Regions from separate parts of the Homo sapiens genome. Here regions 1 and 2 are each linked to region 3. Evidence: read pairs that join two places in POLR2A ChIA-PET (ENCODE). Cell type or tissue: MCF 10A. All regions are shown on one strand. Links, peaks and the distances in the headings refer to the core of each region. The heading gives the core; the rest is flanking DNA.

What was found. ChIA-PET counts read pairs that join two places held together with the same protein. Peaks named below come from ENCODE experiments on the same cell type or tissue, not always from the same donor. Only the 100,000 strongest peaks of a DNase experiment are listed, where the experiment ranks them.
Region 1: POLR2A ChIA-PET joins it to region 3 with 5 read pairs; 2 of 35 experiments call an interaction of 5 or more read pairs at or near these places.
Region 2: POLR2A ChIA-PET joins it to region 3 with 8 read pairs; 1 of 35 experiments calls an interaction of 5 or more read pairs at or near these places.

The regions. Positions count from the first base shown.
Region 1 is chr15:99,303,971-99,308,970 of GRCh38, forward strand. All of the region lies in intron 5 of LRRC28 (leucine rich repeat containing 28), which reads left to right. Among named protein-coding and RNA genes, the nearest start is that of LRRC28, 55 kb to the left of the region's middle. In MCF 10A, for the core only: no CTCF peak of the experiment used is centred there; a DNase peak (open chromatin) is centred at 2,301.
Region 2 is chr15:99,600,759-99,612,153 of GRCh38, forward strand. All of the region lies in intron 2 of MEF2A (myocyte enhancer factor 2A), which reads left to right. Among named protein-coding and RNA genes, the nearest start is that of MEF2A, 40 kb to the left of the region's middle. In MCF 10A, for the core only: no CTCF peak of the experiment used is centred there; a DNase peak (open chromatin) is centred at 4,943.
Region 3 is chr15:99,470,699-99,482,093 of GRCh38, forward strand. No RefSeq gene overlaps it. Among named protein-coding and RNA genes, the nearest start is that of LINC03080, 41 kb to the left of the region's middle. RefSeq lists enhancers at 3,626-4,302, 4,303-4,978 and silencers at 4,406-4,700, 5,886-6,180. In MCF 10A, for the core only: no CTCF peak of the experiment used is centred there; a DNase peak (open chromatin) is centred at 5,973.

The DNA of each region.
Region 1 (5,000 bases), core at 1-5,000, 170 kb before region 3:
TTATCTGTAGTTTACAGAATTGTAAAATTGCTGTCAGAGACTCAGTATCAGATAACCTGTACGGATATACTAGGGACCGAGGTTAGAAAACTCTGACCTGTGGGCCAAGTCTAGCACTTCATCTGATTTAGTAAATAAAGTTTTTTTGGAATACAGCCATGTCCATTCGTTTACATATTGTCTCTGGCTGCTTTTATGCTGCAGTGGCAGAGTTGAGTAGTTGTGACAATGACCATATGGTTTGCAAAAACGATTTACATAAATAGCCCTTTACAGCAAGGTTGTCAACTTTTGTCAACCCCTGTGATTATCTGGATACAAGTCATTTATCAGATATATGATTTGCAAATATTTTTTCTCAGTCTGCGGTTTGTGTATTTTTTTAATTGGGGTGTCTTTTGAAGAGCAAAACTTATTTTTCCTTTTTCCGGCACTCCATTCATTTATATATATTCCTTTTCTTTTTTCTTTTTTTTTCAAGACAGGGTCTTACTCTGTCACCCAGGCTGGGGTGCAGTGATGTGATCTCCGCTCACTGCAACCTCTGCCTCCTGGGTTAAAGTGATTCTTGTGCCTCAGTCTCCTGAGTAGCTGGGATTACAGGTGTGCACCAACACGCCCGGCTCATTTATTTATTTATTTATTTTTGTATTTTTAGTAGAGACGGGGTTTCACCGTGTTGGCCAGGCTGGTCTTGAACTCCTGACCTCAAGTGACCCACCTGCCTGTGCCTCTCAAAGTGCTGGGATTACAGGCATGAGCCACCGTGCCCAGCCTTATATATATTTCTTTATGTGTGTATAGGTAGCAATGTTAACAAGAATGAGGGTCTGAAAGACTATTTATTAAAGTGATCTATGGGGATCACGACCCTATTCAGTATAATTTTTAATCATTTGATCTATTTCTTGCTTTTATTTTTATTTATGTAAAAATACAGCTTTAGCCTTGCTTCTCTCATTTTGTTGGGCCTCCACAACAATGTGCCTCTTTTCAACAATATAGGGAGATACTTGAGACTGTGTGGCCCACCCCAATCTTGTGGACCTGCTCGCGTGCATCACTGATGGCCAGATCTTAGCGGTAGGAGTTGAGCCAAAGAAGTGAAAGGCTCTGGGTTTTGGCACACGTCAGATCAGCTAGGTGCCTTTTGCTGTGCTCTAGAGATCATATAAATACGTATATATAAAAGGAGACTAGATGAAGGCATGCCAACAGCCAGGATGGTTATTGGAAGAGTTCATCTCTCAGGATTTTTTATAAATGTGAATGAATTTTCTGTCTTGCTAAATGGTAGTAAATATTGTGAACAGCTTTTTAATATAGTCATGGTTGACAAGTCTTTCAGGGCTTTTACAGCGCTGAAACTTGGTTTAATTTTTCTGTAATTTCTAAACTCTGATATTTAAATACATAAATTATCTGTGTAAAGATGTAGATTTTCTAGCACATATTCATTTAATTTTTTATTTTACAGAACTAAAGTAAAATGAATGCTACTTTGAAATTAATTAAGAAAATGTTTATGATGTTTGAATTTAACAAAATGTTTATAAGAAAAAAGTATTTCTGATATCGCTAAAACTAAAATTCTAACACTTTCAGGATTCAAGCTTTAGCTTTCCATAAAATATCAGGGCTTGTTTATTTAAAGAATGTTAATTAATAGCTACTATCTTTTTTTAAAAGCTCTATGATGTGCAAATTTGGGGTCAGTAAAATTTGGAAAGAGGAATATTATGTATTTTTCCTTCTATATTTTTCTATCATTTATAAATTAATTTGAAAATAAAAACAGTGGCTTTGTTTTCTTGAAATCCTTCTTTGTGTTTCTCCACTCAAATCTCCTTGAATGTTCAAACTGAGCTCTACATAAAGTATGTTAGTATATATTTGTAAGAATTGTGATGCATAACTTCGCATTTCTCCTTCATCACTTAGAAAAAGAGGGCAGTATTTTAGTACCAGTCATTGAGAAATTAAGCCTTGAGTGGTAGTAGTTCATTTATTTTTAACAACATGATTAAGGCTATTCAGAAGAATACTTTTGTTAAACATTTGGATTTTTCCCTTTTGTCTTCATTTAATTATTTCTTAGTATTGCACAATATTAGGCTACATTGCCTTGGTATCTCTAATTAAAAATTAAATATCTTATAATGATATAGCTTTTAGGGAGACTTGCAGGCTAATGATGCCGAGGCATTTCTCTTTGCTGTTGTCCCAGACATTGCCCACTCGGTTTCCTAATTTAGTAACAGAAATAAAACTGTGCACGACTGGGCAGGTTTGGTATGCCGGCACCCTGCCAGGAAGCATGGGTTTCTTAAGCAAATGGACCGATGGGGATTTGAGGAAAACACAGATTATGTTACATGAGCTTTGCACTTTGCAAATCCCTAACTATTTAAAGGAACTCGGCTAACCCGCTGATACCTAAATAAAGTCAGTTTTGTTTAAACATACATACACACAAAATGATATATTGTTTCCTTTTCCAAAATTAAAAATTACCCTTCATATTTGTGTTTTTAATTTCACATTTTTTGTCAACGTTTAAAAGCTCTCTCTTGGTTAAGTAATGTATGAAAATTATTGTTAATTTTGTTAAATTCTTTTATGTATTTGTAATACCCTTCCATATAGCATAATAAAAGGAGTTGATAATGTACATATGCATTGTGCTTCTGTGTGAGGAAATGAAAGAAAGTTCTGGCAGGTTTTAAAAGAAGCCTAGTTTTATACCTTGGCTCTGGCACCAGCTTGGCTGAGTGACCTTGGTGCCTATTGTCTGTCCTGCACTGTGAGTGTCATGAGTGTTCTGTGTCACGCTAACACTTCAGGTTGGTCTGCAGCAGTTTCTTTGCTGAGTGTTTGAGCACGGGCTGCTTTCCTATCCACTGACATGTTTCCTTCTTGCTGGTGCGTCTTGTCTGGCACATCTTTGGTCCTTTTCGGGTCCATTGCCTCTGAGTTTGGAGAAGAGCCTTCAGCCCTGAGGATTAGCCTGCTGCTTTTCTCCTTCAAGCCATTACGTGTTTCTTCAGCGTCTGCCATTCATTGTCAGAATGGGGCCAGCTGTTCACTCTGGTGATCTTTGTTTAATTGCCATTAGACTGTATGTAAACACTGGGGGCAGGTAATTCTGAAGCATGTTTTCATTGAGAGAGAGAGTTTATCTCATCTTTTACTAGACTTTTGGCAGATAGAAATGAAGAATTCTAATACTTGGGACACTGTGGGTTGGGTAGGGAGAACGATACAGGGTGCAGGGTCCACATCATGCTTAAGGCAGCACTGGCTACAGTGCAGAACAAAGTGGATTTAATATAAACTGAAGTTGTCAAATCCCACGGACTTGAGGACCAGTAAGATTTCCCATCCCATAAATGCCATCCAAAAGTGTGAAAGAAAGAATACTAAACATCAAAAATTCTTAACTGAAGTGGTCAGAACATTACTAATCTTTGAAAATAGTTTTTAGAAAGATCTATTCCTCTCCTTTTGAATATCTGAATAAGGCAGATAGATGCCCAGTCCTAGCATCAGAGACCAAAGATTCTAATCCCGTTCATTCATTTTTTAAAATGTAAAAGTTGTTACATATAGAAAAGTTCTCAGACCAAAAGTATGTACTCAATAAATTTACCTTCTTCCTCATCTCATTTTTCTGCCTTCCCAGTTTATTTCTATCCTCTTAGAGTCCACACTCCATGAAGACTGGCTCATTGTTCCTCTGCCATTAGCCTTGCCTTTGTTTTCCTGACTTCCAACACTCATCTCAGTTTTAAAGCGAAACTAAAGATCCTGCAATTGAAAATCTTGTTAAGGTGCAATATGTTATACTTGTTAACAGTAAAGACTTAATTTTGTGTGACCTTGGTCACTGTGGATTCCATTCTGGATGTGAGGGGAAGTCACTGGTGGATTTTGAGCAGACGAGTCCTATGATCTCATTTAGGTTTAAAAGAATGACTCAGATAACTGTAAAGAGGGGCCAGTGATGAAAACTTAAACGAGGCGCCGACAACAAAAACTGAGACGAGTTAGGAATCTGCCAAAATAACCCCAGCAAGAAATGATGATGGCTTGCACTAGAGTGTTAGCAGAACTGTTGGTGAGAAGCAGTTGGATTTTAGTTTATTTAGTGCTTTATAATTTTCACAGTGTCTCACTCACTTTCTTTTACCAACAGGGCAGGTTTTATCCCTGGTTATAAATAAGAATTCTCGAGGCTCTGAGAGATTATGAATCTTACACAACGTGACTTAGTAAGGTAGAATCGAGACAATGCTAGGTCTTCTGATTCTCAGTAGTGTTTTTTCCAAGTCGTTAACATAAATACTTAATCTTTAAAAAAAAAGTCTGTTTCAAATATTTTATATGATTGAAGAAAGTAAAATCATGTACTAGTGACAGATCATGGTGGCTCACACCTATAATCCCAGCACTTTGGGAGGCCGAGGTAGGAGGATCGCTTAAGCTAGGAGTTCAAGACCAGTCTGGGCAACATAGTAAGACCTTGTCTCTACAAAAGATAAAAATAAAAAACTTAGTTAGGCGTGGTGGCACGTGCCTGTAGTCCCAACTGCTTCGGAGGCTGAGGTGGGGGGATTGCTTGACTCTAGAATATTTGAGGTTGCAGTGACCTATGAACGCTCCACTGCACTTCAGCCTGGGCAATAGAGTGGGACCCTGTCTCCAAAAAATAAATAAATGAATAAATAATCATGTACTAGCTTATAATACTATATTATTTATCTCTGCATAACAAATTACCACAAAGTTAGTGGCATAAAACAACACACATTTATTATCTCAATTTCTATGGATCAGCAGTCTAAGCACAGCTTAGCTCGATCTGCTTAGGGTCTCAGAAGGCTGCAGTCAAGGTTGGGTTGGCCAGGGCTGCAGTCTCATCTGAGGCTCAACTGCAGACGAATAAAGGAATTCTTGATTGTTTTTGCTATCTAAGAGAAAGAATTAATTCTACTAAGGAA
Region 2 (11,395 bases), core at 2,985-7,984, 130 kb after region 3:
TCCTTATGACAGTGCTTCACTGTCTTGATTACTGAAGCTTTTATAGTAAATCTTAAAATCTGGTAATGTAAATCCTCTAAGTTTGTTCTTCTGTTTCAAAGTTGTTTCTTCTATTCTGGATCCTTTTTATTTCTTTCTATGTAGTTTAGAATCAGCTTCTTAATTTCTACAAAAAAAGCCTAACAGGATCTTGATTATGAATGTTTTTACCCTAGAGATCAATTTGGGAGAATTGACCTCTTAAGGATATTGAATCTTATTAATGCGTGAGCTTGGTACCTCTATTCATTTAAGTCATCTTTACTTTTTCTCAGCAGTGTCTTGTAGTTTTCAGTGCAGTGGTCTGACACATAGTTTGTTAAATTCATCTCTAATTATTTTAACTTTGTTATTATAAATGGGAATTTAAAAGAATATCAGTTTCCAATTGATTGATGCTAGTCTACAGAGATAGAATTGATTTTTATATAAAACTTTATAATTTGTAATATTGCTAAATTAATTATTAGTGCTAGTGGCTTTTTTGTAGATTTCTTCAAATCATCTGTGTAGATCATTATCTTCTCTGTGAATAAAGACTATCTTATTTCCTCCATTTAAATTTATGCACCTTTTATTACTTTTGCTTGCTCTATTAGACTGGTTAGTAGTCCCAGTGCAATGTTGAATAGAAGTGGTGAGAACTAACATCCTTGCCTTGCTTCTGATCTTAGGTGGAAAACTTTGAGTTTTTCACCAGGTCTTGGTCAGAGTTTTTTTTTTTTTTTTTTTCGTTTTCACGAGTAGGTGTTGAATTTTGGCCAAATGTTTTTTCTGCATCTATTAATATGGTCACCTACCTCCCCTCCTGTTTGTCTGTGCATATGGTCAGTTACATTGATTGATTTTAAATATTGAACCAACCATTCATGTATTCTTAGGATAATTATCACTTGGTCATGATGTGTTATACTTTTTGTGTATTGCTGGATTCACTTGCTAAAATTGCGTTGACTCTTTTAAAAAGTCTACATTCATAGAAGGCATTGGATTGTAGTTTTTGTCTGTTTTGTGTGTGTGTGTGTGTGTGTGTGTGTGTGTGTGTGTGTGTGTGTGTGTGTCAGGGTAATGCTGGTCTCAGAATGAGTTAAAATTTCTTGTTCTTGAAGAATTTGCATAGAATTGATGTTATTTCTTCTTTAGGTGTTTGGTAGAATTCACCAATGAAGACCTCTGGACCTGGAGGTTCTTTGTGGGAAGGTTTTAAACTGTTACCAGCGGTGAATCTGCATGGGTCTACGGCAACCTCAGTTCTTGCCCTCTCAGAAGAAAGAATTCAACTGAGGGGTATAAGGCAGAAGGAGAGACCGAGGCAAGTTTTAGAGCAGGAGTGAAAGTTTATTAAAAAGCTTTAGAGCAGGAATGAAAGGAAGTAAAGAACACTTGGAAGAGGGCCAAGTGGGCAGCGTGAGAGATCAGTGCGTGGTTTGACCTTTGACTCAGGGTTTTATATGTTGGCATACTTCTGGGGTCTTGTGTCCCTTCTGCCCTGATTCTTCCCTTGGGGTGGGCTGTCTGCATTCACAGTGGCCTAGCACTTGGGAGGGGAGCCTGTGCAGTGTGTTTACTGAAGTCGTATGTATGCTTCCTTGAGGTATTCTTCCCTTAACAGTCCAATGTCCCTAGGAAGTCATATACCAGTTAAACGCTACCATTTTGCCTCTTAATGCGCATGCTGGAGCCCATATGTCCAACTCCTGAGATGTTATAGGGAAGCGGCTGATCACCAGCTTCAGGTGTTTTCTATCTGTTGGGAGACTGCCTTTCACTGGCTTGGGCCGCGACCAATTATCATTTTAGAGAGACAGTTTAACAACTGCCTGACCGTCACCTGGTGGTTGCCTGACATTCCTGGGGTGTGTGTGTGTGTGTGTGTGTGTGTGTGTGTGTGTGTGTGTGTGTAGGGGTGGGGAGCTTTTTGTGTGTGTGTGTGGGGGGGTGGGGGTGGGGAGCTTTTCGTGTGTGTGTGTGTGTGTGTGTGTGTGTGTGTGTGTGTGTGTGTAGGGGTGGGGAGCTTTTCCTGCCCTGCTCATGTCTGACTAGCTACCTACTGTAACAAAACTATGAATTTGGTTTCCTTAACTGATACAGGGCTATTTGGATTTATGTTAATTCTTGTTAAATAAGCTTTAGTTGTTTGTTTTTCAAGGAATTTGTCTATTTTATGTAAGTTGTCTAATTTATTGGCACGAAGTTGTATTTTAGAATCCCTATTCTTTTACATTTGAAGAATCTGTAGTGATATTCCCTCTTTCGTTGCTGATATTTGCAAACTTCCTTCTTTTTCTAAAAGAGTATTTAATCTTTTAATTTTCCTTTGTTTGCATCCTACAATGTTAGTAATGTTGTGTGTTCATTTACATGGAGTTCAGAGTATTTTAAAATTTCCATTGTGATTTTTTTTCCTTGACCCACGTCATTTTCAAATATTTGGTTAATTTTCCAGATTTCTTTCTCTTACAGGTTTCTAATTTAATTCTACTGTTGTCCAAGAACATACTTTGTGTGATGTAAGTTCTTGTCAACTTGTGGAGATTTATTATAAGACACAGTTGTGGTGGTCTGTGTTAGTAAAATTTTTTTTTTTTTTTTTCAAAGACAGTCTCACTCTGTTACCAAGGCTGGAGTGCAGTGGCGTGATCTTGCCTCACTACAACCTCCACCTCCTGGCTACAAGCAATCCTGTGACCTCAGCCTCCTGATTAGCTGGGACTGTAGGCATGCAGCCATCACACCTGGCTGATTTTGTGTGTGTGTGTGTGTGTGTGTGTGTGTGTGTGTTTGGTAGAGATGGGGTTTTGCCATGTTGGCCAGGCTGGTCTCGAACTGCTGACCTCAAGTGATCTGTCTGCCTTAGCCTCCCAAAGTGCTGGGATTACAGGTGTGAGCCACCATGCCCAGCCAGTGTTAGTAAATGTTTTGTGTGTACTTAAGAAGAATGTGTTGAGTGGAGTTTTCTAAAAATGTTAACTAGGTCACATTGGTTGATAGTGTTCTTTTAAGACTTCTGTGTCCCTTTTGATTTTCTGTTTGTTTCAATAATTTCTGAAAGAGAAGTGTTCAATATTCAACTTCAATTGTGGATTTATTTTTCCTTTTACTGGTTCATGTGTTTGGAGGCTCTGTTACTAGGTGCATGCGTAATAAGGGTTTTTATGTTTTCTTGATGAATTAGGTCTTTGTCACTATTAAATTTTGTGAAATAGTTTGTGAAATAGTTTGCATAGTTTCTGACAAAAAGTCTGCTGTTCTTACCTTTTGTTCCCAGTATGTAAGTTTTCTATTTTCTTTGGCTACTCTTAAGACTTTATTACTAGGTTTTAGTCATTTGATTATGATGGGCCTTGTATGGTTTTCTTTGCAATAATGCTGCCTAGATTTTTTAGTTTATTGTTTAAAACCAAATTTGGAAATGTTTCACCACTATTTCTTCAAATATCCCACTTACTCCAGGTTTTTGTTTTTGTTTCCCCTGTAATTTTAGTTATATATTTGAAATATTGTCTCTCTTGGCACTGATACTGCTTTTGTTTTTCATTCTTTTCTTTCTGTCTGTGCTTTATTGGTTGGTTAACAGTACCATGCCTTCAAGTTCACTGATCTTTTCTTCTGCATTGAATAATCCCATCCAGGGTGTTTTTAATTTCTGAAAATCATTTTTCATTTCTGGAAGTTTTATTTCTTCCATTATTCTCTTCATGTTCTTATTTTTCTTTGTCTTCTGTAACATACTAAGTTTATTTATAATCTTTTTTTAATGCCCTTGTCAGTTCTGTTAACTTTATCATTTTTGAATCTCTTCATATTGATTGACTTTTATTATATGGGCCACATTTTTTTGCCTCTTCTCATTCCCTATAATGTTTGGATGCTGGATGTTGTGGTTTGACATTGTTGGGCTTAGGGGTTTTGTTTTTTTTTTTTGGTATCTTCTATATAGTGTTGGACTTTGTTTTTGTACGTGTATAAGTTAGTATCAGCTGAATCTTTTTGTTTAAGCTTGTCAGTGTTGGTCCAGAGAAGCCTTTTCCGTGGGGTTAATTTACTGCCCATTAAGGTTATATCCTTTTGAGGGCTATACTCCATGCTCTTCTGAGGATTATTCTCAATTCAAAGTAATCCCAAACAATATTCCAAAAATTTTGTTAGTTTATCTGCTTTTGTTGGAGACAGAGTCTTGCTCTGTCGCTCATCCTGGAGTACAGTGGTGTGAGCTCTGCTCACTGCAACCTCCACCTCCCAGGTTCAAGCTGTTCTCTTGCCTCATCCTCCCAAGCAGCTGGGACTACAGTCACGCATCACCACACCCAGCTATTTTTTTTGTATTTTTAGTAGCGACGGGGTTTTGCCATGCTGGCCAGGCTGGTCTCGAACTCCTGGCCTCAAGTGATCTGGCTGCTTCAGTCTCCCAAAGTGCTGGAATTATAGGTGTGAGCTGCTGCGTCCTGCCTCTCTTCCACTTTTAAAGATGTGTTCACTTTGAGCCAACCCAGATAATCCAAATTAATTTACCTATTTTAAGGACAAATGATTACCAACTTTAATTCCATCTGCAACCTTAATTCTCCTTTTCCATGTAATGTAACATATTCACAGGTTCTGGCAATTTAGGATGTGGTTTTCTTTCCTGCATAATTATTCTGCCTATCACAACTTCCAAAGTTGAACTATATTGTGCAAGGTGGACATCCAAGCTACCAACAATGTTGAAAGCTTAGATTTGTTCAACACATTTACAGACGTTACATTCTTCTTTATGCCTGAAAGGTAGACCTTATACATAAAGCATGAACAAGTAAATTGGTATGCTTTTTTGTAGGATTCTTGGCTCAGGGCCCAAGGAGCTTTACAGTACTTTTTAGATTTTAGATTTAAAAAAAAAAAAAAAGGGGCTGGGTGCAGTGGCTCGTGTCTGTAATGCCAGCACCTTGGGAGGCCAAAGGTGGGTGGATCACCTGAGCCTAGGAGTTCAAGACCAGCTTGGGCAACACAGCAAAACCCTGTCTCTACAAAAAATACAAAATTAGCCAGGCATGGTGACGCATGCCTGTAGTCGCAGCCACTCAGCAGGCTTAGGCAGGAGGATCACTTGAGACCGGGAGGCAGAGGTTGCAGTGAGCCGAGATCATGCCCTGTGTTGGATTTTAAAGGAAATTTTGTGGCCCAAGAATAGCTAAAGTAGTCTTGAAAGAAGATCAGAGTGGAAGAACTTTCTCTATTAAAAACTTATATAAATCTACAGTCACTGATTTCATGAAATAAAGCCACAAGGATAAACAAAAGAAATTAAATGCCTGGAAAAGGGTTCACATGTACACGGACACTTGCTTTATGACAAAACGCACACTTTAGTAGGGAAAGAATTAGTCAATAAATCGTCCTGGAACAAGTGATAATCTGTATGGAAAGAAATGACTTATGTTCCATACCATATGCAAACATCAGTTTAAGAATGATTCGTATATTTCAACATGAAAGACAAAACTGAAACTTTTGGAAGCTAATATAGATGAACAGGTTCATGCTCTTTGGCCAGGAAAATATTTCTTAAAAAAAAAATCAAAACGGCAAGTATTAAAAAATTGATAATTTTGACTACCTTAAAATTAAGAAATTTTGTTCTTGCAAAGTCACCATTAAGAAAAGAGAGGCAAGTCAGAGTAGAGAAGATATCTGCAGTACCTTTAACAGACAAAAGACATGTATCAGAATATTCAAAGCGCTTCTACAAATCAATGTGACAGAGACAATCCAATAGAAAAATGGGCAAGAGACATGAAAAATACTTCACAAAAGAAATTCAGATATTTAAGAAACGTGGAAAAAAAAGTGCTTAACCTTATTAATAATCTGGGAAATGCGAATTAAAAAAAACTAGGCTCCACCATATGCCCACTAGAATGGCTGAAATTTTAAAAAGGGATTTATAGTACAAGTTTTTGAGAGGATGTTAGGTTATGGGAACTCAGCCACTTTAAGAAACATCTTGACATTTACATACCCTGTGATGCATTAATTTCTTTTCATGGGTATACACTTGAGTAATACATGTACATGTGTGTGGAGGGATGTGTTAAAGAACGTTGGTAGCTGTTTGTAATAGCCTCACACTCAATATGATGTTCATCATAGTTGGCTACATAAATAAACTCATGATACATTCATACAGTGGAGTACTTTACAGCTGTAAAAATGGAATAACTATAGCTATGGATAAATATCACAAGATGTTTCTCAAATGAAGCCAGAAATCACACATTATGTGTGATTCCACGTATATAAAGTAAAAACAAAACATGCAAAAATAAAACAGGTAAAATAAGCTATGATGATTAGGGATATGTGCTTATGCCATGAAACGGAAAATGAATAACAGCAACAACAACCACAAAAGAGAGTTGCTACCACAATAATCAGGAAAATTGTTGACTTCTAGGTGTGGTGGAGGAGGGATTTAATGATTGTTGAATAGTGGGTGATTTTAGGAGTGCTCATATTCTCTTAGATCTGAATTGTAACTTGAGTTTGTAATCAGTCCTTGAATTGTGAATTTTTGTTTTATGTATTTTTACATCTCTGATATATACTCAAAATCATATTTGACTGAATAAATATTGATAAGGTTAGACTTAGAGCACATTTATCAGGTTTGATTCAGATGATATGAGGTTAAAAGGTTTTAATATATTTGATATTTGAATCATGATGTAGAGAACCGAGATTATTTCTAGTAATGATAATTCATCTTTTTGTATGATTTAATTATTTGTAAAACATTTTTTCCCCCAGTAGTTATGACATCCTGAGAAGTATTTGAGATAGGCATAAGTATCTGCATTTTACAAATGAGGGAGCATTAATTATGAGAGTGAGTTGTTGGTGGTAGAGGATTAGAATCTCATTTTCATTTCTATGCCTTGCCTTGCTGTATCCTTTATTTCTCTTTTGTGTCCCATGTGAAGACAGGACGTTGTTCTTTATGTTGGTGTAATTAATCTGAGGATGAAAGAGCATGGATGGAGGGGCTCTCCTCTTAACAGGGCAGTTTACAAAGTCTCCTTTCTAATGATTTTCGTAATACTATGCTTATCTCTAAGGAGTTCAAGGTGCCCTGTGATTATATCATCAGTTCTTATAATTTCCTGTAGGAGTTTTGAGCCATAGTCTTGCTGTGCTTTGTAGAAATGAATTGAGGTAGTAGAAGACATGAATCACCGAAAATCAAATTATAATTCATTGATACATTTGATATTTTATAGACTGGTCATCCAGATAAAAATTTTGAAGTTAGTAGTTTGGATGATTTACCATGATCAACTAATGGTTTATGTAGTTTTAAAATAATCATATGTCCTGTTTAAGGAAGCCCAACTTAAAAAAACTTTGAACTTCAGCAGTTAAGTGAAGGGAGTGATTATTGACATTACAAAAAAAAATTACTTACAGCTTTAATCAAATTTAGTTAATTTCACTGTGAATGTAAGGTACTTGCACTATATTTGCTATTCATTGTATAAAACATGTTGCATATTTCACTAATAGTAACAGGCTGTAAACAGTTTACCCTTAAGCTTCTTTTATTTTTCAACATTCAGCTTTGAATGTCTCTAATCTAAAAACACTGTGTGGAAGCATACAAAAATATATAACTTGTTATTAATCAGAGAAATCCAAATTAAAATAGAAAGATGCCATCTTTCAAACCATGTTTTAGATTTTTAGATGATTTCTCCCCTCCTCCCATCCTGTTTTTGTTTTGGTGTATTGACTATTTTACCTAAAACATAAGAAGTAAACACATGATAAAAAGTAATACTTTGGGCGAGCGTGGTGGCTCACGCCTGTAATGTCAGCATTTTGGGAGGCCGAGGTGGGTGGATCACCTGAGGTCAGGAGTTTGAGACCCAGCCTGGCCAACATGGTGAAACCCCATCTCTACTAAAAATACAAAAAGTTAGCTGGGCGTGATGGCAGGCGTCTGTAATCCCAGCTACATGGGAGGCTGAGGCAGGGTAATCACTTGAACCCGAGATGTGGAGGTTGCAGTGAGTTGAGATCGTGCCATTGGACTCCAGCCTGGGTAATAAGAGTGAAACTCCGTCTCAAAAAAAAAAAAGAAGGTGCTATTTTGTTGTTCTGATTTTAGGCAAAGGTACCAGTATTCAGTATTTCAGTTGTCTTAACTTTTCTAACAAGTAGATAGTTTAGAGGTATCATAGCTAGACCACAGCTAGTCTTTGCAAAGTTGGAAAAGGCCCCTCTGATTTTAAGTAAATAGTGGCTTCTGCTACAGTTAAGGTGCTAGACAGTGGAAGACAAGTTGGCTTTCAGACCCCACCTGCTCACTCTTGGCCCCAGGCCCATGTGCATGGCATGACATTGTTCATAATGGCTTTGGGTCATAGTGATTTCTTGCTCTCTTCTAGTTAGTAAGGGATTATTTTTCTCAATGCTGTGTGTATTTTTGTATGTTTATTGATCTTATTTCTTGAATCAGATGTTAGTATTTTTGAATTTTACCTAAAAATGTATAATAACCTAATTTAATTCAGAACTTCATAAAATTAGTGTGAGTATTTGTAGGGTATGTTCTGCCTTTATGAAAGTTACATAAAGCCAAACTGCACTTTCAGGTAATGACCATAAGTCTATGAGATTTATATTCAAAGTACAGTTTATGTTTTTGTTATCGAATCCTTTCTTTATGGCTGTGATTGTGTTTGTACGACATAATGTTGTATTTTAAAAACATATGATAATATAGCATGTACAATTGAGGCTCAAATGGAATACCTTAGTCATTTTCCATAAAATAATAGCTTATGATAGTCTCAGGCTAATTTAGAATTTGAATTTTGCCTGGATTTAATTGTAAACATTAATTAAAACATCTTAGTTTAGTGGGAACAAAGAAAAATTATCTTATATTAAAAGTAATTAGAAAATAATTCCATAAGGGTAAAGAATCTGCCATTGTGTTACAAATTATAGAATAATTCTCCTCAAGCTTGACAAAGAGAGTATACAGTATGAGTGGGTTTTTATTTATATATTTTATAAGAAAATATATGGCATCATTTTTGTGTGTGGAATGTAGTTGCCTTGTCTTATATTAAAACTGGGATTAAAATTAATTGGCATTTCTTGATTCTGGTTTTTCACCATCTTTTAGCAAAGTAGACAGCCACTTGGGTTTCTTACTTAGATCAATTTTTTTTCATTCTAGTGGATACTATTTAGAGGACCCAGGGTATCATATTTAAATACAGTAAAAATTTTAAATTAACCATCTTTTATATTACTGGAAGCATTTGAAATCAAGAATCGTATAGAGCACTGGCAGTGAACAATCCAAAAATGAAATTATGAAAATTATATTTATAGTATTATCAAAATAATACAGTTCTTAGGAATAAATTTCACAAAAGACACAGAGCACCTGTACACTGAAAACTACAAAGTATCATTGACAGAAATTAAAGAAGACCTAAATAAATGCAAAGACGGTACCATCTTTATTGATTGGCAGATTTAATCTTGTTAAGATTATAGTCATCCCAAATTAATCAACATATTTAACACAATTCCTATCAAAGTCCAGCTGGTCTCCCCCGCCCCCCCCCCCCCCCACCCCCCCCCGAAATTGACAAACTGATCCTAAAACTCATACGGAAATTGAAGATACTTAGAATAGCCAAAACAATCTTTAAAAAGGATAAAGTTGGAGGCCTCCCACTTTTGAATTTGAGAATTTACTACAAAGCTACTGTAACCTAGACAGTATGTTACTGGCATAAGGATAAACAGATCAATGGGACAGAATTAAGAGTCTAGAAATAAACCCATGCATTTATGGCCAATTGATTTTTTTTAATTATTATTTTTTTTCACAATGATGCCAAGACAGTTCAATGGAGGGAAATAGCCTTTTTAACAAATGGTGTTCAGACCTCTAACACTATATACAAGAATTGGCTCAAAGTGGATCAAGTACTTAATGTAAGAGCTAAAACTATATAGGCTAAGTCTTCATGATCCTGAATTTGGCAATGGTTTCTTAGAAATAACATCAGAAGTAGAAATAACCAAAGAGGAAATAGGTAAATTGGACTTCAGCAAAATTAAAAACATTTTGCTTCTAGGGACACTATCAAGGAAATGAGGCCGGGTGCGTTGGCTCATGCCTATAATCCCAGCACTTCGGGAGGCCGAGGTGGGTGGATCACTTGAGGTCAGGAGTTCGAGACCAACTTGGCCAACATGGTGAAACCCCATCCCTACTAAAAATACAGAAATTAGCCAGGCGTGATGGCAGGGACTTGTAATCCCAGCTACTCAGGAGGCTGAGACAGGAGCATCACTTGAACCTGGGAGGTGGAGGTTGCAGTGAGCTGAGAATGTGCCACTGGACTCCAGCCTGGATGACAGAACGAGACTCTGTCTCAAAAACAAAACAAAACAAAACTTGATGAGTGGGAGAAGGTATTTACAGATCATATATTTGTAAGTGTTAGTATCCAGAATATATGAACTCTTACATCGCAACAATGAAAAGACAGTAACCCAACTTCAAAAAGGATTTTCTCCGAAGAAGATAAATAAATGACCAATAGGCACATGAAAAGATGCTTAATGTTATAGTTGTTAGGGAAATGCAGAATTAAAACCACAGCAAGATACCACTTCACACCCACCATGATGGCATAATAAAAAAAGACAGAAAATAAGTGTTGGAGAGAATGTGGAGAAATTAGTATCCTCATACTTTGCTGGTGGTAATGTGAAATGCTTCAGACTCCTTAGAGAGTAGTCTGGCAGTTCCTCCAAAAGTTAAATGTTGTTACCATATGACCCAGCAGTTCTGCTCCTAGCGATATATCTGGTAGAATTGAAAGTATATGTCTGCACAAAAACTTGTACACCGTTATTCATAGCAGCATTATTTATAATAGTCAAAGTGGAATCAACTCAGATGTCTATCACCTGATGAATGGGTAAATGAAATGTGGTGTATCCATACAGTACAATATTATTCAGCCAAAAAAGGATGAAGTACTGATTAATGTTATAACCCAGATGAACCTTGAAAACATCATGTTAAGTGAGAGAAGCCAGACACAGAAAGCTACAGATTGTATAATTGTATATTTCCAGAATAGGCAAATTCCATAGAGACAGAAAGTAGATGAGTATTTGCTGGGGACTAGGGAGAGGAAGGAGTGGGGAATGCCTGCTAATGAGTATCAAATTTCTTTTTGGGATGATAAAAATGTTCTATAATTAGATAGTGGTAATAGTTGCACTGCTTTGTGAATACGATTTTTAGAAAAACACCGGGCCGGGGGCAGTGGCTCAC
Region 3 (11,395 bases), core at 3,518-8,517:
TTTGGAGTGCCACCCTGCTCACAATGACTATTCTCTTAGTGCTGATCCCCTCCACCCACCTACATACAGAGGAGGGCTTCTGGTGTCTGTGTCTATGTATTACAACCCTGTCCCCCTAATCCCAGATGTCTGGATTAAGCCTGGACACCTAACCCAGACTGGACCAATCAGTGCTCGATTCTATACAGGGAGGAGATGTAAACTCAGAAGCTGTGTTATGACCACCTTCCACCCACCACATGACATGCATAGGGCAACACAGAAGATGGGTTGGTGGAGAGAAGCAGAGGGAGGAACACATGTGGCTTTTGCAAGGGACAGATAGGAAGTAGCTTCCTGCATTTCTGGCAGCTTCTAGGCCTGGTTCTCACCTCTCTTGTGGTCCAATGGTTCAATTCCATCTTGGTTCCAAAAGAGCGCCTAATTTCCCCCCAGCAAATTCCATGAGCTCGTTTGAAGTGGGCTTCTGCAACTTTTGACCTAAAGTGTCCTAACAACCCCAAACGACAGGGATGTGTATCTTTTTGAAACAGTAGAATTTTACTCCTCAAAGATCCTTCCCAAGGATCCCAGAGAAGCTGGGGAGAGAAAAGGCCAACTCTCTTGTATGCAGTTGAAGTTAAGATCTTCATTCTCACATTAAGTGTCTATGATGGGTAATTTTGTGTGTCAACTTGCCTGAGATAAGGGATGCCCAGATACTTGGTAGAGCATTATTTCTGGGTGCATCTGTGAGGGTGTTTCTGGGAGAGAGGAGCATTTGGATCAGTTGACAGAGTGAAGAAGATCCACCCTCCCCAATGTAGAAGGGCATTATCTAATCTATTGAGGATCTGCTTAGAATAGAAAGGTGAAGGAAGGGTAAATTTTCTGTCTCTTTAACCTGGGACATCTATCTTCTCCTGTCCTTGGATATTGGGGCTCTCGGTTCTTGGGCTTTTGGATATCAGGACTTAAACCAGTGTCCTCCCTATGCCCTCATTCCCAGGACTTTGGACTTGGACTGAATTCCACCACCAGCTTTCCTGGGTCTTCAGCTTGCAGATGGCAGATTGTGGAACTTCTTGTCCTTCATAATCTTGTGAGTCAATTTCCATAATAAATCTATCTATCTATCTATCTATCTATCTATCTATCTATCTATCTATCTATCTGTCTGTCTGTCTAGCTAGCTAGCTATGTAGCTATTTTTCTGTCTATCCACCTGCTATCTCTCTATCATCTATCTATCTATCATCTATCTATCTATCTATCATCTATCTATCTATCATCTATCTATCATCTATCTATCTATCTATCATCTATCTATCTACCATCTCTCTATCTCCTATTCGATCTGTTTCTTTGGAGAGCTCTAATAAGGTATCTCAGTCAGTTAGAGATGCTATAGCAAGATACTGCAGTCTGGGTGGCTTAAATGACAAACATGTATTTCTCCCAGTTCTGGAGGCACCAGCAGATCCAGGATCTGATGAGGTCCAGCTTCCTGGTTTATAGATAGCTGCCTTCTCACTGTATCCTCACAGGTGAAGAGAGACTTCTAGTGTCTTTCTCTTCTAAGGACACTACTCTCATCATGGGAGCACCACCCTCAAGACCTTGCCTAAACCTGATCACCTCCCAAAAGGCCCACCTCCTAATACCATCCCACTGGGGGTTAAGGTTTCAACGTATGAGTTTCAGAGGAACACAGACATACAGGCCATAACACTAGGTGGAATGAAAGGGTTAAATTCCAAAGGCATTTATCATAATAATTAAGCCCTATCAAAATTAAGCAGACATCGCTCTCCCTGTGATAACTGAAACTTTCGGTGTCAACACCAAGGACGGGGCTTCTGGGTGTAATTCATCTGTGGAGACTGTTCTGTATTAACCTACTAATCTGTGTATGGCTAATGACTCAGGACGGCATGTTGACCTTGACTTCACTTCAAGGTTTTCAACACGCCTGCCCTCCCAGATAAAGGGCAGGGATTGCAGATGTGTGGCTTGTCATAACACTTATTTCCCTCCACAACCTGGCTCAGGTGTTTAAAGTATTCCATATAATCCTTTGCCCAGTATTTTACAACTTTTCCCTGGATCTTTTCCATACGTCAGGGAACCCACCAACTCTGATGCTGGCTCTGGCAAGCCCTCCGCTGTGGCGGCAACACATCTCACTTTCTTTTTGCGGTCACCCCCCTGCAAAGGCCCAACCACTTCCAAGCACCCTGTGCCCCGCATGGGGACAGGCAAATCAGCTTTTGCCTGGGGGGACCCTTCCAAGGCCTGGACTCCCTGCTGTTGTCAGACCCCTGCCTGGCACTGAGAAAGACCCGGGGAAGCCAACAGTGGCAAGAAGTTGGGGTAGGGGCTGTTTGGAGACACCCACCCCCCTTTTCTAGAGCACTGATCAAGCCGGCTGCAGCAAGGAGCAGGAAACTTGACTCTTCCCCTTTCTTTTTCTTTTTTTTTCTTTCTTTCTTTTTCTTTTTTTTTTTTTTTTGAGACAGAGTCTCTCTCTGTCACCCAGGCTGGAGTGCAGTGGCGTGATCTCAGCTCACTGCAACCTCCGCCTCCCAGGTTCAAGAAATTCTCTGCCTCAGCCTTCTGAGCAGCTGGGATTACAGGCACCCACCACCACACCCAGCTAATTTTTGTGTTTTTCATAGCGACGGGGTTTCACCCTCTTGGCCAGGCTGGTCTTGAACTCCTGACCTCGTGATCCACCGGCCTCGGCCTCCCAAAGTGCTGGGATTACAGGTGTGATCACCAGGCCACCGCGCCCGGCCAACTCTTCTCCTTTCTGATAAGTCCTGGGGTGGCCTTGGGGCAGATGGTCCCCAGCGGCTGCGCGCACCAGGTTTGCAGATCGAGGCACCAGCACTGTGCATGCTGTGACCAGAGGCCTGAGGACCACCCTGCATTCGGTGTGTGTAACCTCTAAGCAAAGACTTTACCTTTCATTGGGAGCCCCATGCAAATCACAAGCCTCCAGAGGCACTTATTAAGTGCCCGTTTCTTCTTTATCTACTTAGATGCTAGACCAAAGAGCTACATTCTAAAATTTCACTGACTGATTTATATCCTGCTTGTTCCCAAAAAGGACGACAATAAAACCACAGGTACAGTATGGCCAGGAACATTTAACCAAGACAAAGGAGGGGAACAAAGGCAGAGAATTATGCCTAGCCTCAGCCTTTCAGGAAAGTAAAATCCAAGATTTCATTCTCCAGGTGTCTTTAAACTTCCCCAAGATGTAAGGGCGACTTCCTTTTCTTTTTGTAAATCTCCTCCAGCCGCATTGGAAAGGCAGCCCGCGCTTTGTGATAAGCGTGGGAGGCCTGTTCCCACTAAGAGGAATTATTCTGTTGCAGGATGGACTGCTGCGGCCATGCAGGCTGAGGCTGGCTTTTTTTGCCCAGTCACTTGACAGCCTTCAGCCCAGCAGCCCTACCCTCTTGGCCGCAGCCACAGAAAGCCTGGGCAGGATTGTGTTTCTCAGCTGACTCTGCACACTGGTGACAGATTGTCCAAGCTGTGCCCTGGCCCGGGTTTGCAGAGCTTCCCCATTTCCCTGTGGATACAAAGGTGAGTGACCAGAGTGAGCCCCCATCGCAGGCCATCGTGCCTGGCACCCTGGGACGCCCAGATGAGTGAGGAACGCTGTGCCCTTGGAGGAGGCAGACACAGCCCCAAATAGTGTCAGGAAGTGAAAGGGGAAGGGAAGGGGGTGAAAAGTGCTGAGTGTGGGCTTTTCGGGGAGCTCCTCTGGTCAGCAGGGTTCCTCCAGGAGCCCAGGGCACAGGGACACCCAGTGGATGGGGCCACTGGGCCAGCATTGCCTACGCAGGAGAAAGGCAGGAGGGGGCCTTGTTTAAGCTCTGTCCCCTTCTATGGCTCTCTCTCAACCTTAAAAACAGGAGACACAAAACCTTCCCTTTGTTTCTACCATTGGAGCATAACGAAATCTGTGATGAGAGCTGGGGCTCAAGCCATTCCGCGGCTGTGACCTCTTGTTTCATGGCCGTTGCCCGAAGGCGCAGAACGTGGGGCTTGAAATTTTGTTCTGCTGTCTGCTTCTCGGCTTAGTTTCTTTGGACTTCTCTGAGTCTTGTTTCTCCCTGCTTAGAAAAAGGTGATAAACGATAGCCACTATCTAGGATATGGAAATTCAATAAACCTATGAATATACCGATAAAAGAATCACATATACGTACAGTATACGCATACACTACATTGACATATGCATGTGTGACTATACACACCACACCTTCTGCACGCCCCCCCCGCAGAGCCTGGAGTGCCCCTGGCCGTGGCTCCCTGGCCCGAGTGTGACTCAGATCCTTAGGGCAAGGACAGCTGCCCCTGTCCCCGGTGGGCCTGCCTCTCTCACCCCCACACTCTGACCCACTCCAGGCTGACAGCAGCTGGGGCCCCCTGGGATGGGCCAGAGCTCCGGCAGCTGCTCCTGGATGGGAACTTGGAGGCCTGACCATGGACGGAGTGCTCCCTGTGCGGGCCCCGGACCTGGAACGCCCACTTGTGAAACCCCAGCCTGCTGACCTTCGGGTCATGGCGCAAAGTGAAGCCTGCCTGTGACTTGGAGGCAGGAGGGCGACTGGAGTGGCGGGAAATGATGGCAGCCATCTGGCTGTGCTATTTACCCTGGCTGCGAAGCCACCCTCCTCCAGCTCTTCTTTTCCCTTCCCTTCAGCATCCTCGCCCCAAGCATACTGCCACGCCCACTGACAGCGATCAAATAATAACAGCAGCAGCGACATGTCCTGAGCTCCCACTGTGTGGGGTGTGCATTCTCCCCTTTCTTGTCACTCTCCCTGGGTCCCTCCTGCCTCCCTGGCTGCACCTCTTCAGTCTTCTGTGCTGGACCCCTCGTCTGCCCAGCCCTGGCCTAGCTCACTGACGGCCGTGTGGTTCTGGCCTGAACCAAACTCTGTCCTCTGCTTGGTTTTCACCCACCACTGGACGTGCTCTAGAGGCACAGGGCTGTGTTGACTGTGTAATGTCTAGAACCTAAGCGCCAATGGGGTGGCCTAGCCCTGGCACAGACGCGATACCCAGGAAATGAATGAGTGCATGAAGAAACAGAGGCTCAGAGAGGGCGAGTCACTTGTCCAAAGCCACAGAGCTGGAGAGTGGTGGAAGGAGGGTTCAGACCCCCTGTCCGGAGGTCCCCTTCCCTTGCCCCACCACCTCCACAAGGAGTGCCTCACCTCTACTGTCAATCACTCTCTACTTCCCCTCCCTCCCCACCCCAGATAGCATTACCTAGGGGCACCGAGGGGGTTCGCGGGCCCCACTGGCCCAACCTGTGGCCTTTCTTAAGCTGAAAAACCTGCTGAAGGAGAAAATGACCACGTTACCTATAAGCAGGAGCATCTGGGTAGGAGCCCGGGGAACATCTTCCTTCTGGCTCCTTCCAAAACCCCAGAACCCAGTGCACGGGCAGCCTTTTGAAGACAGGCGAGCTGGCTCTACCTGTCTTTCTGATTTGAAATCTAGGTCACTCACTGCCTCCCCTCCTCCTTTAGAAGATCAGCAGGATATCTTCTAGGGTCTCAGAGTGAGAGAGGGGACGACAGGGAAAAGCGTTTCAATGGAACCCACACCCTGCCTGCGGCTGTCAGGAACACTTCATTTTGGAAGCCAGTATAATTTATGAGATGCAAATGGATTTAGCACTAAAAAAGAAAAAAAAAATCTTGGAAAAGGTACAAAGTGCACCTCACACCCTGTGTCGAGGCGTGTTTGGGGCTCTGTTAATCATCTCAGACAAAAGAGATTTAATCTCAGGCTAGCTGATCCTGAGAGTGCCAGCATCTCTCCCCAAGCCCAGGAGGCTTGCCCGGGAAGATGCAGGCCTGGCCTCTGTGCAGGCTCCGGGGCTCCGGTGCACGGCACTTGTGTTCAGCTCTTGTCTGAGTCACGCAGTAGATGAAATTACGGAGGTTCCTGCACATGATGAATCAGAAAGCAGGATCAAGCCAAATATTTGGACAAGCCTTGCCTCGCATAGAGCAGGATGAAGACTTCACAGCCAGCAAGCAGCCTGCCAGCAGCAAGCCCAGAGACTGTTTCTGACGAAGTGCTGCCGTGGGGTAAGCTGCAGCTCAGGAGGGAATTAGCTCAGACCCATGAAGCCACCGTGCAGTTGGATCTCTTGGCCAGCGCTGGGCAAAGGGGTGTGTGAGCATCCCAGGGCCCTGAGCCGTGATTCAGTCTTGGGCTCAGAAGAGGGGTCTTGTCACGGTGCAGCGTGCAGGGTGGGGGACGTGGGTTGGGGGAGGAGATGGTTCACTTTGAGTCACCCTCTCAGCCTTCTCTTTCTGGGAGTCTTCAGACAGCAGGCAGCGTTTCCTGCAGCAGCGGGGAGACCGCGCGGCCCTCCCCACGCTCCCGCCTGGGCCCTGGTGGGGGATGCAGGCAGACACGGCGACCACAAAATGGGGAAGGAAGTGAAGCCATGAGTGCCTTGGCAAGGCTTTAAATACTTTGAGGGCTCTCACCAGAGGCCTAATTGCTACCCTTTGGAGCTCCAGAGTTAGTTTTTCAAGGTTGTTTGGAACAATAAAACCCGTAATAACAATGCTACCTTAGATTTGTCTGGAACCTTTTTATTTTGTAAATTAACTTTTGAAAGAACTCAACATTCTTGGGTTTATTTTAAGCTACTTTTCTCCTTCGCAAGGATGCTTCCAGGCACTAAAATAGTCTGCATTGGAGAGAACAAACAAATCCCTACAAGTAAACAGTTGATATTGATGACTAGCAACAGTAGCTAACATGGGCTGTGGACTGACCCTGTGCTAGGCAGACCCCTGCTCCATGATTCACAAGAAAATGGCTTGTCTGAGCTTCACTAGAACCCCTATGAGGTGGGTGCTATTATGTCCCCATTTTGCAGTTGAAGAAACAGGCTCAGGGAGGTTATTATAACTTCCCAAGGCCACACAGCTAGTGTTGCACAGCCAAAATTTAAACCCAGGTGGTCAGACATCCAGCTCATATTCTGCCTCCCGACAGCCCTGATGTTGCACAAACTCATCAGCCAAATGACCCTGAGAACAGGTTCAAGCCATACTTCGATGAGGTCACACTTGATGGCTGCCTTCAGGAGCCTGGCCCGCTCTCCAAGCTTGGAGAACGAAGCTGGGGAGATGGCTTCCTGAAAGGAGGTTAACCACAGGTGAACCAGAGTCTAAGCCCACGTGGGCCAGCCCTGCTTCCCTGGAGAGAAGACTCAGCAAAGATCTTCCTACCTGGGCACCCTCTGAGAAAGCAATGCTGCTGAGCTTGCATGAGAGAGCAGAGCAAAGGCCTGCAGTCCACGGCCAGAGCCCTGGCTCAGAGCCTGGCTGGGGCCCTCATTAGGTGTGAGGCTACTCCTGTTAGTGTTGCTGCATAAAGTCCCAAACTTGGTGGCATAACGCCGCCATTTATTGTATTCACAGATGCTGTGCTTCGGGAATTCGGACAAGGTGCAACAGCGTCTACTTGCTTCATGGTGTCTAGGGCTTCATCTGGGGACGCTTGAAAACAAGGGTTGGGGGATGTGACTTGACAGCTGGGGGCTGGAACAATCTGGAGACATTTTTGCCCACGTGTCTGGTGGTTGATGCTGGCTGTCAGCTGGGACCACAGCTGGAGCTGTCACCAGAATACACAGAAGCGTCCTCCCCATGTGGCCTGGGCTTCCTCATGGGCCTCAGGGTAGTCAGACTTCTTGTGTAACAATTATATTCATTTTCTAGGGGTGCCATAGGAAAGTACCACAAACCGGGTGGCTTAGAACAACAGAAAGTTATCACCTTACAGTTCTGGAGGCTGGAAATCCGAGATCAAGCTGTCAGCAGGGTGGGTTCCTTCTGAGGCTGTCAGGGAGGGATCTGCTCCAGGCCTTCCTCCTTGGCTTGTAGATAGCCATCTTCTCCCCGTGTCTGCACATCATCTTCCTTCTATGTGGGTCTCTCTACTCAAATTTCCCCCTTTTATAAGGGGGAAATTCATAATCCAATAAGTCATATTGGATCAGGGCCCACCTTAATGACCTCATCTTAACTTGATTACCTCTATGAAGATCCTATGTCCAAATAATTTCACATTCTTAGACATAAAAACTTGGGGGGATAACACAATTTAACTTATGTGTCACTCCGGGCTCCAAAGGCAACTGTTCCAAGAGAACCAGCAGAAACCACATGGCCTTTTCTGAGCAGCCTTAGAAGTTGAGCTCCATTCTATTTGGTTATAAGTAAGTCACTAAGGTCAGCCCAGATTCAAGGGGGAGGGACAGAGATCCCACCTCTTGGTTGGAAGAAGGTCAAATAATTTATGAACTTTTTTTTTCTTTTTGAGATAGGTACTATTTTTATTTCTCTTTTATAGGCAGAGAAAGCAAATCCTAGCATGGTCAGGCAACTCACCCGGGGTCTGACAGTTAGTGGATGACAGGGCCAGCGCTGGATCTCAATATGGATGTGCTTTCAAACTTCCTATGACCTGGTGCAAGTTATGTAACCTCAGTAAGCCTTGATTGCCTCATCTGTGAAATGGTGATAATGATACCCAATTCACAGAGTTGTTTTAAGTATTGAATGAGGTGAGTTATGTAAAATGCCCAGCACATTAGAGGAGCTCAATTAATGATAATTCCTCTCCTCCTCCTCCTTTTTCTTCTTCTCCTAGCATCATTATTATTATTATCATCATTAATCTTAAAAGTGGAAACACGATGACAAGAGCTTTGCAGGGTAGGGTAATGAAAAAGCACCAGATGGGAGGTTAAACTCCTTGGATCTTCATTTGAGCTGTGGATGTTTACAGCTGCTAACCTTATTGTGAATGTATGGTGTGTCCAGCACAGAGCTGATCATTTCCACATTTGATCCTATTTAACCTGTACACCAGCTAGCAAAGGCCAGAACTCATATTTGAACCCATGAGCCAATGCACTTCATCTCTATGCTATCCCACTTCTGACAAACAATCTGTAAGCTTTTTTTCCCCAGCAATAACAATATATTACCCATAATAATGGAGCAGGCACAAATGCCATGGCCCATGCTCTCATGTGTGCAAAGATTCAACTTTATTTGCCTTTCCATGAGAAACTGCTTCCTATCTTTAGTCCCCATTTCTCCCTAATGACAAAAAAACAAAAGGTAACCTAGTCATTTCCATGGAAAACCAATTGAATTCGGTGATTTCTCAAGTTAGGTTAAAGCTTGTTGAAATTTAGGATTTTTCTCCCTGAAATGACATCTCAATTTCACAGGGAATGTACAGATCATTGTGTCTAAGACATGCCTGGTTTGTGGTGGTGATAGAGATGATATTAGGTTTTCCCAAGCCCCGTTTAATTTCCCTCATCCTGGGCACATGGACGACTGCATTTCCCAGCCTCTTTTGCAGTTAGGTTGGGGTCATGGTGTTAGTTCTGGCCAAGGGGCTGTAAGGGGATATACTGTATGTCATTTCCTTGCTAAGGCAGTGGGAAACCCCCTGTGCAGCCTTCCAGTCCTCCCTTTCTGCTGAGGCCATCCTGGAAGTCAAAACTAAAATGGAGCAAACTGGACTCCTGAGTCATGGCTTGGAAGGGAGCTACTTAGGAGACCCTCACGACATGCAATGGATTAGACCACAGTGAAAGAGAAACACATGTTCATGTGTCAAGCTACTAAGTTCTGGGGTATGTTTGTTACTACAGCAGAGCCTATCCTATCCTATGCTGATTATAACGAGTCATCCTGTGCTGGCTCCTAACGTCAACATTGATTTCCACTGGTATCTGCTGAAGCGACCAGCATTCCCACATGTCAGTGTCTACGGGACTGAACATATCTCCATCTGGCCCCTGGCTTGCCCAGCCCTCTCTGCCACTGATGACTGTGTCTGCTTGTCACGTGAGAATTAGCCGCCAGCCTGGGCCTCTGGCTTCCATTCTCTGCTCACTACCACATCCATCTCAGGAGCATAGGCAATTTGGGCTACTCTCCCAATCTACAGGCCCAGTAAGACTGCAGGAGACCCCATTGTCACTCTGCTGTCCCCACGCCCATCTCTTCTCAACAGCTCTCCTGCCCAGCAAGCTGGTGTAAGGTTCTCCTACCCTTTGCTTTCCCCAAAATTCATATAGGGGTTGCTTTGTCTTCCCCTGAGCCTGAGCCATCTGGTAGGACAGGAGGGCTCACAGACTTCTCCCTTCCAGCAGCCCCTTCTCCCTTGGCCTTGGCAACCTGGCTCTGGTCTGCACGTCACGTTGCTCATGTGGTCTCTTCTCCTGTCCTCTTTCCTTTCCACTCTTTGGGAAATACACTTTATGCTCCAATTTTTTAAGAGTTTTTAGTTTCTCTTTGAAACTCAGTAAACCATTTCTCTTTCAAAAAGCTTCCCTCTTGCATAGCCAAAAGTCTTGATTCACAAGATTACTTTTTCTTCTATACATTTTTAAAGCCCATTTTGAAACTCCCAAGTCAAGAACTGGATTCTTTGGTATTTGTATTCTGCTGGTTCTTTTCTTTCCCAGGGAAAGGAGACCTCTGGAAGAATCAGAGCAACAAGGACATGCTGGGAGGGGTGGGAGCTGGATTCTGAATATGCATCTCTGCATATGATTGTGCTGCAATCATGAGGGACATTTGCATGGTGCCAGTGCACTTTAACCACTTACAATTCACGACAGCCCTGCTGTGTAGAATTACCTGTCTTTTACAGGTTGGGAAAGGGGCTTAGGAAGTTCAAGTGCCTTGCCCAGGATCAAATGGCAATGCCTAAACCTGGGGAGAGTGGTCTTTTTCTAGGGCACGTGTCAACACAGCTAGAAAAGAAGCCCCCACCAGGAGAAGCCAGAGCCAAATGCATGGAGCCAGTGAAAGCTCCCAGCGTGTGACTGTGCCCAGCAAAACCACAAGAATCCTCAGGACCAGAATGTTGACAGTCATGGACTGCCATACAATTCAAAAAAGAAATGTAAGCTCCAAGAGAGTAGAAGCTGTTCTGGTCAGCGCTGTATCCTTGGGTTCTAGAACAGTGTCTGGCCCACAGCAAGAGCTCAAATGATATTAGTCAAATGAGTGAATGAAGTAAGAGGAAAAGGATCGGCTCTCAGGCACCTCATCATTTGGCTGAGAAAGCCAATTTCCGAAAGAAGGAAAATTAGAGAGCAGATTAAGTGCTAAACCAGGCGAAATTAACTATAAGCAAACGTAGATGCAATAAAGAATAAAAAATCAGTCTGTGGGTGAGGCCACCCACAGATCACAATCTGTCATAAATGTGTCACACACAGTGTCATATATGTCACACATGATATAAATGTCACACCTCTGGGTCACACATCTGAGATGCTCGAGGGTTGACTCTGAATGGCTTTATATAAGTCACGATGTAC